Linked DNA regions of Homo sapiens: regions 1, 3 and 4 are each linked to region 2. A link is a contact called in ENCODE Hi-C or POLR2A ChIA-PET data. All regions are on one chromosome and are shown on one strand. Each heading gives the region's core, a stretch centred on a gene start or an enhancer-like site at or near the end of the contact. The rest is flanking DNA. Distances are from core to core; before and after follow the strand shown. Region 1 holds the start of NADK2 (NAD kinase 2, mitochondrial). Region 2 holds the start of C5orf22 (chromosome 5 open reading frame 22). Region 3 holds the start of TTC23L-AS1 (TTC23L antisense RNA 1). Region 4 holds the start of LMBRD2 (LMBR1 domain containing 2).

The links. Hi-C counts contacts between places; a loop is a spot of excess contacts on that map. ChIA-PET counts read pairs that join two places held with the same protein, here RNA polymerase II (POLR2A). Pooled maps may share reads with other maps.
Region 1: a loop to region 2 is called in a map of naive thymus-derived CD4-positive, alpha-beta T cell, with 6 times the contacts of the local background. The contact joins the promoter of NADK2 here to the promoter of C5orf22 in region 2. A Hi-C loop is called at or near these places in 1 of 168 maps with a recorded cell type or tissue (naive thymus-derived CD4-positive, alpha-beta T cell), 1 of 37 single-sample maps with no recorded cell type and 10 of 50 pooled maps.
Region 3: a map of CD4-positive, alpha-beta memory T cell shows a loop between it and region 2 (13-fold over the local background). The contact joins the promoter of TTC23L-AS1 here to the promoter of C5orf22 in region 2. A Hi-C loop is called at or near these places in 2 of 168 maps with a recorded cell type or tissue (CD4-positive, alpha-beta memory T cell and naive thymus-derived CD4-positive, alpha-beta T cell) and 7 of 50 pooled maps.
Region 4: a loop to region 2 is called in a map of CD8-positive, alpha-beta T cell, with 8 times the contacts of the local background. The contact joins the promoter of LMBRD2 here to the promoter of C5orf22 in region 2. A Hi-C loop is called at or near these places in 2 of 168 maps with a recorded cell type or tissue (CD8-positive, alpha-beta T cell and naive thymus-derived CD4-positive, alpha-beta T cell), 2 of 37 single-sample maps with no recorded cell type and 11 of 50 pooled maps. POLR2A ChIA-PET finds 5 or more read pairs at or near these places in 2 of 52 experiments (PC-9 and activated CD4-positive, alpha-beta T cell).

What each region holds. Positions count from the first base shown.
Region 1 is chr5:36,240,544-36,243,243 of GRCh38, forward strand. NADK2 (NAD kinase 2, mitochondrial) reads right to left here and starts at 1,382. Exons shown (of 12, transcript NM_001085411.3): 1 at 956-1,382. The coding sequence starts at 1,255. LOC124900962 (a long non-coding RNA gene) reads left to right here and starts at 1,359. Exons shown (of 3, transcript XR_007058733.1): 1 at 1,359-1,485. RefSeq lists enhancers at 287-356, 1,707-1,906 and a silencer at 447-1,466.
Region 2 is chr5:31,530,945-31,533,644 of GRCh38, forward strand. C5orf22 (chromosome 5 open reading frame 22) reads left to right here and starts at 1,357. Exons shown (of 9, transcript NM_018356.3): 1 at 1,357-1,529. The coding sequence starts at 1,449. It overlaps DROSHA (drosha ribonuclease III), which reads right to left and starts at 1,149. Exons shown (of 36, transcript NM_001382508.1): 1 at 1,046-1,149; 2 at 506-581. RefSeq lists enhancers at 1,229-1,398, 1,429-1,478, 1,529-1,578.
Region 3 is chr5:34,837,999-34,840,698 of GRCh38, forward strand. It overlaps TTC23L-AS1 (TTC23L antisense RNA 1), which reads right to left and starts at 1,334. Exons shown (of 2, transcript NR_183259.1): 1 at 1,185-1,334; 2 at 1-1,019. TTC23L (tetratricopeptide repeat domain 23 like) reads left to right here and starts at 1,166. Exons shown (of 11, transcript NM_144725.4): 1 at 1,166-1,261; 2 at 2,667-2,700. The coding sequence starts at 2,674. RefSeq lists an enhancer at 1,456-1,565.
Region 4 is chr5:36,150,488-36,153,242 of GRCh38, forward strand. LMBRD2 (LMBR1 domain containing 2) reads right to left here and starts at 1,400. Exons shown (of 18, transcript NM_001007527.2): 1 at 1,069-1,400. It overlaps SKP2 (S-phase kinase associated protein 2), which reads left to right and starts at 1,624. Exons shown (of 10, transcript NM_005983.4): 1 at 1,624-1,783; 2 at 2,284-2,555. The coding sequence starts at 1,776. RefSeq lists silencers at 671-730, 1,331-1,470 and enhancers at 684-1,667, 1,741-1,930.

The sequences.
Region 1 (2,700 bases), core at 132-2,631, 4.7 Mb after region 2:
ATTTTTCTGGACATACTGCTCATGGTAGCACCGGGCACTCTCCTTTTCCTAAAGTTGGTGGATGGTGGTATGGGATCAGAAACTGTTTTTAAAGTTGGTGGGGGGGGATGACAACAGGAAGATTCAAACTCTGGTTTTTCCCTTGGATTTGTATCTTTGCAGATATATTAATAAACATATCAAATATGGTATATTGTGGAGATACTGCTGCACAAGAGTCGCAGGCTTTTTTATTTCACACACTACCCAGTATACCAGCCCCTTGTCCTGACATTTCTCCTTAATAACGTACATATACAAGTCAAATTTTCTCCCTTTTCCTTCTTAGCACCAAAGACCTGTGCTTTTAAAACAAGCTCGTAGTGTCCAACGACCACGTTCCAGCAAGGAAAAGGCTCACGCTGAAGGACTTTCCGGAGTGCCCTAGGCCTCGCAGTCCTGCAGAGTAAAAGGGGGTGTGTCCGCGGTTGTTTCGGCCCTTTTCCCCCGGCAGCCCTCAGCGGCGCCCTGGGCCCCCTTTCTCGCGGCGGCCAGGGGAGCTGTTCGCAGGGCGTCCAGACCTCAGGCCACTGGCTCACTTTCTTGGAGTGGGTCCCAACCAGGGAACGAGGGCGGGGGCGGCGAGGGCACCAACGAATCCTCAAACCCCTCACTCTGAGGCCACTCGGCAGCCCCTCTTCGCCCTCCCCGCGGCGCCCCTGCCTCCTAAGTCCCTGCATGAACCACTGTCCCTCTCTCTCCCCCTCTCCCCGGCCCTGCCTCTCCCTCGCACACACGCCCAAAGGCAAAGGAGGCCCAGGGAGAAGCCAGAGGACCTGGGGGCCGCGAGAGAGGCAGGACCGGCATCTGCGGTGCCCTGGGAAGAGTCGTCCCGAGAGGTCCCCCCGAGGGGGCGCAGCCGCCACCAGAGCCCCGGCCGAGCCCGGGAGCGAAGCGGGGCCGAGCCAGGACCCACCAGCTGCTTCAGGTCCTCCTCCGAGAGCTCCGCGTAACGGTACCGCTGCTGCTCGAACTCGTACCGGGTGGTTTTGGCCACCACCACCACCCGGGAGGGGCGGAAGCCGCCGTCCGCGCGGCTGCCACAGCCCGCCAGCTCGCGCGGCTGCCCCTGCCCCAGGTGCCGCCGGCCGCCACCGTCACCGCCCAGCCGGGGCCGCGCGGCGGGGCCTCCCGCACCCGGTCCCCGCAGCGCCGCCGCCCGGCCGCCCGCCACGCGACAACAGCTGCCCAGCAAGAAGCCTCGGTAGCAAGTCATCGTGGGCCGGGCCGCGGCCGCGGGCTTGGGCTCGGGCCCCTTGCCTCAGCTCCCTACCGCCGGGAGTGCGCGCCGTCCGCGCCGCCCGGGCCTCTAACTTCGCGCCGGACGGGCAGAGGTTAAGTGCCAGGACGTGCGTGGCCCACGCGGCTAGGGGGACGTACCCAGGCGTTGACGAAGGCGGGGAAAGCGTGGCGATTGGGAAACGGGAGACCCCACGCGGGAGAAAGGTGGGCGGGGAAGAAATGGAGGCCCCAGCTAGTGGGTTTTGTTTGTTTGTTTATTCGTTTCACTCACGCCTGCATAATGGCTGCTTCGCCGCCCGGGGGCGACCTCCCCGCACCACACGCTTCCCCGAGGTCGCTCTTCTCCCGCCCCCAGGCTAACTCTATCGGCCAATCAGAGCCCGCGGCGGCTCCGGATCCGAGGGGCCGCGCCATTGGCTGCGGCCTGAGAAAGAGGTAGAATTCTGTTAGGCGATTGCGTCGCCCTGAGGAATCCAGCTGGATCCGGTCTGAGGCGGCGCGGGGCCAGCGGGTGGGGTTTTGAGCGGCTGGCGGGAAGGCAGGTTCCTGGCATATGCTCGCTTGGGTTCTGTTCTGCAGGCCGACCACGTGCCCATTGGTTTATTTGACCAGGGTCGGTGTGATAGCTGGTGTGTCTGGGGCCGGGCTGGGGGCTGAGGAGGCGGACCCGGCTCCTGCTGCACCGTGTGCGTGGCTTGGCACGAAATCCTCTCGGCGTGGGACCCAGTGCCCGCCCCGCTGCCCCCTGCCCCCCCGAAGAGCCCTACCTATAGGACAAAGTCCAAATGAATTAGTTCTTTGAAAGCTTTTAACTGGAAAGGAGTGAGTTAAAGCAATGTTTGATGACTATTGATCTGGCTTTGGAATCTTGGGTAGCTTGGGAGGCAAGAAGAGGAGGAAGGGATGCTGTTGGGATAATGACCCGTGGAGTGATCAGGACCTGGGCTGGGGTGTGACGAGAACAGAAGGAAACGTCCCATTGTAAGGGGAGAACCACATGGCAGTGCACATCCTGCTGTTCAATTCCGCAGCTCCTTAGATCCCCTTCCCCTGGCACTGTGTTTGCTCCTTTGTAGTCCTGGCGCTACGTCGCTTCTGGACTTTGGGCAGGTTACCTCATCTTTCTGGGCCTCAGATTCCTCATCTGTAAAAAGGGGGTTAGGGTGACCCCAAGGTTCTACCAAGTCCAAATCGATTCAGTGAATCTATGACTCTCCTCACGGGCCCACCAGCACCAGCGTTCATTCGTGGGTTCCCGCGGTGTGCCTGCTGTGTGCCAGGTAGTGTATTGGACTGGGAGCATACACAATGAAGCCCGATAGGTGTTTACTTGGTAAAGTTCTACCACTGACCCGTTCTCACCAAGAACTTTCCCTCACAGCAGCTGCTAATAGTGACGTGTAGTGTAACAACCTTAAT
Region 2 (2,700 bases), core at 107-2,606:
ATAAATGTTTACTCTCTCACCAATAGTATGTTTCCATGTTGCTACTGTACATTTCCCTTCCATGTACCTCCGCAACAGAAAGCAGGCCTTTTCACTGAGTCATGCAATATTTAATGAGCCCATAAATGGGAAGCACTGTCCCAGGCCCTGTAGACTCAGAGATAATAAGACACACAGCCTGTAGGATTCAAGGAACTCAGAACCCACGTACAAGTAAGTGTTTTAAAAATACAAAATAATGCAATAAACACACAAAAAAGAGGTATGTGCAGGGCTTAGGGGAACACAAAGGTGTGTGCCGCACCTAGAGGTGGGCAAAAGTCAGGGTCACGAACACTCTTGTACAGTGTGTAACAAGAGCTGAACATTCACTGCCAGATCCTCATGGATGTTTCAGTAGTTAGAAAATCTAAAAATACTAATCATGAAATTGACCTATTGAAGGCATAGTCCGGCTGTGTTGTGGATGCAGACTTTAATTCAAAAGTCAAGGAATTCACTGCACCTGGAAAAGTAACTCTCTTTTCTCCGTCTGTCTCTTCTCGGTTGCGGTTTGGAAACAGAGACACTGAAGGAGCTGTCTTGAATAGTTAACACGGCCAGAACGTCAGTGCATGTAAAAAGAATTTTAAAGTGTGACTACATTTTTATTGAGAACTCCCTCTTTCCCCAGGTGGATCTGCAGGGCAGTCACCTTCATCCTGATCCATAACTGCACATTTACTGTTTGCATCTCCCGCCAGACGGTACGCCCCACGAGGCAGGCGCTGAGCTCAGGATCTCACTCCCCTCCGAGAGCCGGGCGGCCCCAGGCCTGGACCATAGTGTGTGCTCCACAAATGAATGAAAGGTCTCCTTTTTCACTTCCACTTATTTGCGGGATCCAGGCCTAGCGTCGCTCTTTTGCCCTTAGCTGCAGATCTGAAGTGGGGCTGCCCGACCCCAATTCCCGGACGCTTTTCACCCCAGCCCCGGAGACTCCAGCCCCGTTTAAATCCTGACACTCGGAAACTCTCTTCTAACACTTGCAAGGTACCCCTTTTACCTATAAAAGGCTCTCGGGCCGCGAGATCGCCGTCAGAGCAAAGCCAGGCTACTACCGCAGGTACCAAGACAGTGGCACCGCCCGCGCCTCCGGAACAGGAAACCGAGGGAATTAAAAAGCAAACCTGAGAAAGCTGGGCCAAGGGAGGGAAAACTCTTCAGCCCACCGCAGGGCCTTGTGCGCGGTGATTGGCGCGTCAACGAAAGCGATGGACGTCTAGACCAATCGTCAGCAAAAGACCCTTTGGAGCCCGCGCCCCCTCCCCCTACGTCCTCCAATCCGAAAACGCAACCGGGTGAGGGAGCGCTTCCGCCCGGAGAGAGCTGGCCGGGATGAGGCGCCGGCTTTCCCGGGTCTTCTCCAGCTGCCACCGCTTTACTGCAAAACTGACGGGCGCAAAAACATGAGTGACTCCGCGGGAGGGCGCGCTGGTCTCCGGCGTTACCCCAAGCTCCCAGTGTGGGTGGTGGAGGATCATCAGGAGGTGAGCGGACGGCAACAGGGCTCTGGGGCAGAATCAGCGGAAGCCCTGACGCTCAGAGGGCCAAGCAGAGGGCGCAACCTTAGCATCGGAGGCCAGAGAGTTAACCAGAGTTAAACTGCCCTATTCCGTTGCTGTGGAGAGGACCCCAAAACAGCTAACTAGGAAGAATGAGAACTGACATTTATGGGCGCTTCCTACGAGTCGGGGCAACTTATTTACCTCGGTTTGCCCCCAAATCCCAGAACCAAACAAAAGGTGGCATCGGGATTCGAAACCGGACAGTCTGGCTGCAGAGCCCTGTGTTCTTAACCTGCAGTTAACTCTGGCTTCCAAGTATCTCCTGGAATCGCCACCACAGCCCTGCTGTTTAGATGGGAGGCTTTATGCTTGGAACGTGGGCTCTGATCTGAAATGGGGACAGTAATCGTAGGACTCACAGGGCTCTTAGGAGTATTATTGTGTGCATACTGTGTTTAAAAATCTTTTTTTTTTCTTTTTTGAGACGGAGTCTCTCTCTGTTACCCAGACTGGAGTGCAGTGGCGCGATCTCGGCTCACTGCAACCTCCGCCTCCTGGGTTCGAGCGATTCTTCTGTCTCAGCCTCCTGAGTAGCTGGGATCACAGGCACGCATCACCGTACCCAGCTAATTTTTGTATTTTTAGTAGAGACGGGGCTTCGCCACGTTAGCCAGGATGGTCTGAAAGTCTGACCTCACGTGATCGGCCCCCGCCGGCCTCCCAAAGTGCTGGGATTGCAGGCGTGAGCTACTGCGCACGGCCCATATTGCGTAAAAAAAAAAAAAAATTTAACACGGTGCCCTGCATAGATAAACACTAAAAGGGGTTTCCATGTTTATGGCCGTGCTGATTTACAGTAGCCAAATTGGTGTCTTAATCTAGACTTTTCCAAGTCAACAAAGGAGGCCCATGGATCTAATAAATATGTTTTAAAGTAGCATCAGTAGGCTTGGGATGGGAGGCAGTTCTCTGGACGTTAAAAAAGAAGAGGGATTTACTGTTGGTGACAGCTAATAGGAGAGGAAGATAGGTTTCTCAGGACCTGGATATAGTGTCTATGACCTTGAGAGAATGAGAAAGCCTAGGTTAGACGGTGCTTTCAAATTAGGTATTAAACCTAGAATTAGAGAAGATGTAAGAGGAGAAATGGCCT
Region 3 (2,700 bases), core at 84-2,583, 3.3 Mb after region 2:
GACCCACTGGCCGTGACTCGGCCCAGGCTACAGAGTCAAAACCAGAACCTTGACATTCTGAAATCAGGTTCATTGCTGTCATCATTGTTCCATGCTGAGAGTTTTCTTAGGAAAAAGAATAAAGTGGGGGAATCTTTCCAAAATTGTGACTATGGAGCTCGAAAGTACAGATTTAAATCTTGAGTTAACAGACCATACAGGTTTTACTTAAGAGATATTCAAGCAAACTCATTTAAATAACTCCTCCAACCTAACTCCAAAAAGGCTTTCTTGGCAGTCTTGGATCAATGGCAATTAAACTTCCAGCCTAGAGCTGGAAATAACAAACACCAAACGTAAACACCATCTTTCACATTCTCAATGTTCTCCTTGTCTCTCTACCTAGTCTGCTCTTTTCTGAAAACAACTGGGACACATTCACTCCAACTTGACTTGCCATAGGCCTAGTCTATGATAGGGTTCATAATAACATCCTTCAACATAGCGTTGCAAGAGCTGGCGCTGTTTCTTTGGGTATGGCCACAATTGCCTCTGCACCTTGTGTGTATTACACACACTGTATTCCATGCCAACGAAAGGGTAAGATATGGCTGCATTATTTAGGGCTAAGTGCTAAATAAATAATGAACAGCTAACCATTAGCAGATCTAGTAGTCGATTTCTTACCCTACTCTCTTCCTGCAATCAGCTTTCCTAACCATGCCTAGCTCCAATCTTACTGGGTAACACAGACGGTGCCAGCACAGTCAACAGCCATATCTAAGCCTTTCCTCTGGGGTCCATAAAAACAAAACTCCCGAGGAGCTGTGGGGGTGCACCGTGGCCAGGATCGTCGCCGAATACAGCCCGCACACGTCGCAGCTTTAAATAAGTAGGGCCGTGGGGCCCGGCGCTCCCTTCCATCCTTGGACGGAATGTATCTTCTCTTCCTACGCCTTCACCTCCGAGGGGTAAGGTCTCGTGAGATACAATATGCAGAGGCCAGTTTTGGGGCGAGCCGGAGGCCGGGCGCGTCTAACCTGCGGGGAAGGGAAAGCGGAGGGTAAGGCAAGGGCTGCTGTAGGCGCCAGACAACAGGGACTCTCCGAACCGGAAGTGCCCCGCGTCGCCATGGCTACAGGCGCTCCCAGCAGAACCCGTAGCGTTCCGTTCCCATGGCAACGGTATTGTCTCCTTGGCCGGACCTGGGCTGCGGAAGGTAACTGGGGACGTCGCAGGCTGTGCAGCTTTCGCGAGGCACCGCTTTGGCGCCCGGACCGAGGTGCGCCAGGGTCAGGAGGCCGACGCAGCGGGAGGAAGCCGCGCCGTCGGGCTCAGGGAGCTGGGAGGCTGGTTCCGGGGCGTGGTTTCTCCGCCTTGAGCCAGGTGCCCTTTGCGCACTCGCGCGTTCTCTTAGAGCCTCCGCGGCAGAGAGGCTCTCAGAGCTCGACCTGCGGCGTCAGGGCTTACAGACTTGCCGCAGAACCACAGCGGGAAAAGAGGAGCGATTCGTCCTTGAGGGGCTCAGGGCCGTGCGGAACGTCATAGGAACAGAGTCCGGGAGTTTGAGAGATCAGAACTCTTTGCTGTGGGCATAGTGTTTAAAGTGGAGGTTAAAAAGAGAAATTAGTGACTCTCCCTTTCTGATTTTCGGATAATGGATGCTCTGGAGCCTGGGTCAGAAAGCCACTCAGGGCTCGGTGGGAATTAGTGATTCTGGAGGGTGAAAGGAGAGGCGACTTGGTGGATGTTAACATTCAATAAGTAACTGCGTTCGATTTGGGTTTGATTTAAGCGACTGGCATAGCCTTCCTTGAGAGTTGAATTTCACAAATACTGTATTTAGAAATCACATTTTTCGTTTTGTGCTTCCGAGGTTTCTCCTATCATCTAACAGCAACAACTAAAACAGACACATGAATTTCATTTTATTGTTTTATTTTATTTTGAGACGGAGTCTCGCTCTGTCGCCCAGGCTGGAGTGCAGTGGCGCGATCTCCGCCTCCCGGGTTCAAGCGATTCTCCTGCCTCAGCCTCCCGAGTAGCTGGAACTACAGGCGTGCACCACCACAGCCGACTATATTTTGTATTTTTAGTAGAGACGGGGTTTCACCCTGTTGGCCAGGCTGGTCTCGAACTCCTGAACTCGGGTGATCCACCCGCCTCGGCTTCCCACAGTGCTGGGATTACAGGCGTGAGCCTCTGTACCCGCCTCGTGACCCCTGTACTAGAATCTGCTATTAATTAGTGAAATGACCCCGGGGGGGGGGGGGAAAGCAGAATTAACCAATACACTGGCTGTGCTTCGTTTACCACTGAGAGTTGGTTGCTTTGCTTAAATCCAACACGCCGTCAGACCTGCAAAAACAATATCTGAGTTAAGTAGGTGACCATAGTTTTGATGACCCAGGAACTGTAAATGTGCTTGCTTTGAGACATAAAGGCCAGGGATTTTGGAGAAGTAGGGTGGAGTTGAAATTAGGGGAAAGAAATTTAACTTAGACATTTAATTTGGCAAATGTCTGTTTTCCAGCGGTCTCCATATCTAAGTATGCGTAGTCTGTGGATTTAGGATGGGTTATATATTTGAGCAGTTTTAGTTTAATGTTAATAGCAAACCAGAGGGGGAAAATAGAACAGACACCCAGCCTTTTCTCTCAAAGCTGACCTTACCTGATTCTTGGTAGGAAGAAGATGCAAGCCAGCCCCATCCGTATCCCA
Region 4 (2,755 bases), core at 150-2,649, 4.6 Mb after region 2:
TCCTGAAGGAAACTATAATTTTTTGTGTCAAAAATATTTTCTCCTATGAGTTGCAATCTTCAGGGAAAGGACGTAGCTTCAAACAAAGGCAAATGCTTTCTCCTTAGCCAAAGTAACATAAAGGTCACTTTCTGTAAAACATCAGGATATTGCATTTTAAAATGCTTTCCATATAACATTAGTTTGATGAACGGCTTAGCCTAGGATTCTGCACCTAGTTCCAATCAAAACCAAGTTGTGAACAGATCCCTTCTTTACACCAATCTCATCTTTCAAGAACGAGCTAAAGGTTCATGAATTCCTTCCTCAAGAGGCAGTTACTTTTCAAGCTAAGGACCAAGCTTGAAACAAGCATATACCTGCACAAGGGAGGTTTAATTTCACTACAGAGCGAATCATTTTTTCAAGGAAACCAGAGGGTGTGTCATACAGCATCACTGAATATTCTAATATGCGATGAAGCTGTTATGCTTCCTTATGAACTTTATAAATCTTCATTTTTATGAGGCTTAGAATTCATCCCCCTTCCCTCTTCCACTGTTTTCCCGGGGTCACAGTTGTAGTATAGTTTGCCCAATGGATTTCGCATGGTCATTGTACCTGGAATATGTCACGCTCCCTACTCTTACTGCCCCCAAACTCTTCTCAGCAGAGATAGGCTGAAAGCAGCTCGCTTTTAGGCGGCGACGCAAACACACGTAGCCAGCTGAGCGACAGCAAGCAACCAAATGGCTTTGCTGGAGGCCCCCTGCGTGCACGGGTAAAGCTCGTTGCAAAATACAGTCCTTTCATTTATTCCCATGTTGCTATTTATGAGACCTGTCAAGGCTGCAAGGGCATGCGCAGCCTTCCCACCACACAGGACCCGCTGGGGTCTCCGGCTCCCCTAAAATTAAACCATTGTCTCTCGTTCCAACGGCGTGTTTAGCTGTTGTGCGTTATTTTACAGATAAAGGAAGGATCCCGTCCACAGACCCAATTCTTAGGGCCGCCTTCTCCCCGACGGAGGAAGAAGCTTCCTGGCAAAAGGACGAACAGGTGCGACGCCAGCAGTTCGCAGCCTCTCACCTGGCCGGCGGGCTGGGCTACTGTCACCACTCAGCAGCCAAGGACTTGGGCCCCGCAGCGGCGGCCACTCGGGGTCTGCCGGGTCCCCTCTCTTTCCGCCTGCTCTCGGCCCCGGACCCCAGACTCAAAAGCGCCTCACGCGTTCCGCCTTAGGCTCACCGTCCGATCTCGCCAGACAGCGTCTGGACGGGACCGGGAAACGGCGGCCGCCACAGCTGTCCAGGTTCTGGGATCCACGCTCAGAGACGACAGCGCTGGCGATCACCAGAAGGCCTGCGGGCTCCCGAGAAAGGAAAATCCGTCTACAGTCCAGCGGCTGACATTTCCCAGTCAGCCGTAGCGCCGCCCGCTTCCGCCTCCCCGCCTACCCCGTGGGCCGACCAGTCCCGCTCCCGCGGGGGGTTGTGGGTATCTCGAAGGCGGGTAAAGCTGCAAGGGAAGGAAGTAAGGGCGAGCCCGTCGGACTACGAAGCGGGACGGAAACTACAATTCCCAGCAGGCCTTGGGCCTCAGTGCGGCCGCGAAGCAGAGCGGGCTGTAGAGCCTTGCGCGCGCAGTGGGGATGGAACGTTGCTAGGCTTAGCGGGTCTGGCTGCTGGGGGCCCGAGCAGCACGCTCGGAGCCGCCGCGCGCCAAAGCGGGAATCTGGGAGGCGAGCAGCTCTGCAGTTAATGCACGTATTTTAAACTCCCGGGCCTGCGGACGCTATGCACAGGTAAACGGATTGCAAAAAGGGGAAGAGCATGAAATGGACCCTCTTAATAATTCTTTTAGGCCGCGAATATCGCTACTGGCTAATATTGTTAGTAATGCTGTTAAGTGAATGGTTGCTTAGCCCCTTCTTGGGGAAAGTGTGAATGGATGGATGCCTTAGTGCGGGGATCAGCGTGTGGTTTTATTTGGCTTCCCTAATTGGGCTTTTCTGCCACCGTTTTCAATCAGTGTATGATTGCCCTGTCTCTCTCCTTGTCTGTTCCCTCCACTGGGAGAAATTCTTGAGGCCTTCTGCAGGATCGTAAGTCAAAAAGCCTTCTCGATTTGTTCTTTTCATTTCTTCGTTTTCTTGGTAACTCGCCGCAGGCACATAAAAAATGCGATTCTGTTAGCTGCTGTGAAGGTTTCCTACAATGCATAAACTGCAGCTTCTTTAATTGCCTTGAAATTATTTATGGGTGTGTTTTCGAAAGGAACCGGGGGTATTGTGCACTTCTGCAGGAAGCACCTCCAGGAGATTCCAGACCTGAGTAGCAACGTTGCCACCAGCTTCACGTGGGGATGGGATTCCAGCAAGACTTCTGAACTGCTGTCAGGCATGGGGGTCTCCGCCCTGGAGAAAGAGGAGCCCGACAGTGAGAACATCCCCCAGGAACTGCTCTCAAACCTGGGCCACCCGGAGAGCCCCCCACGGAAACGGCTGAAGAGCAAAGGGAGTGACAAAGACTTTGTGATTGTCCGCAGGCCTAAGCTAAATCGAGAGAACTTTCCAGGTAAGGACATGAGGGTAAAAATGTCAGTTATGCAAAGGGTGGATTTAGCTATGTTGTTGGGAAACCTTTGTTCAGAGATCTTTAGCATGGGTTCCTTTTAAGATTGCCTAATTCTGAAGCTATTTTTCAACAAAATAGGGCAAGTCGTCAAGTATGCAGGAATCTTGGTAGATATATATATATATATATATATATATATA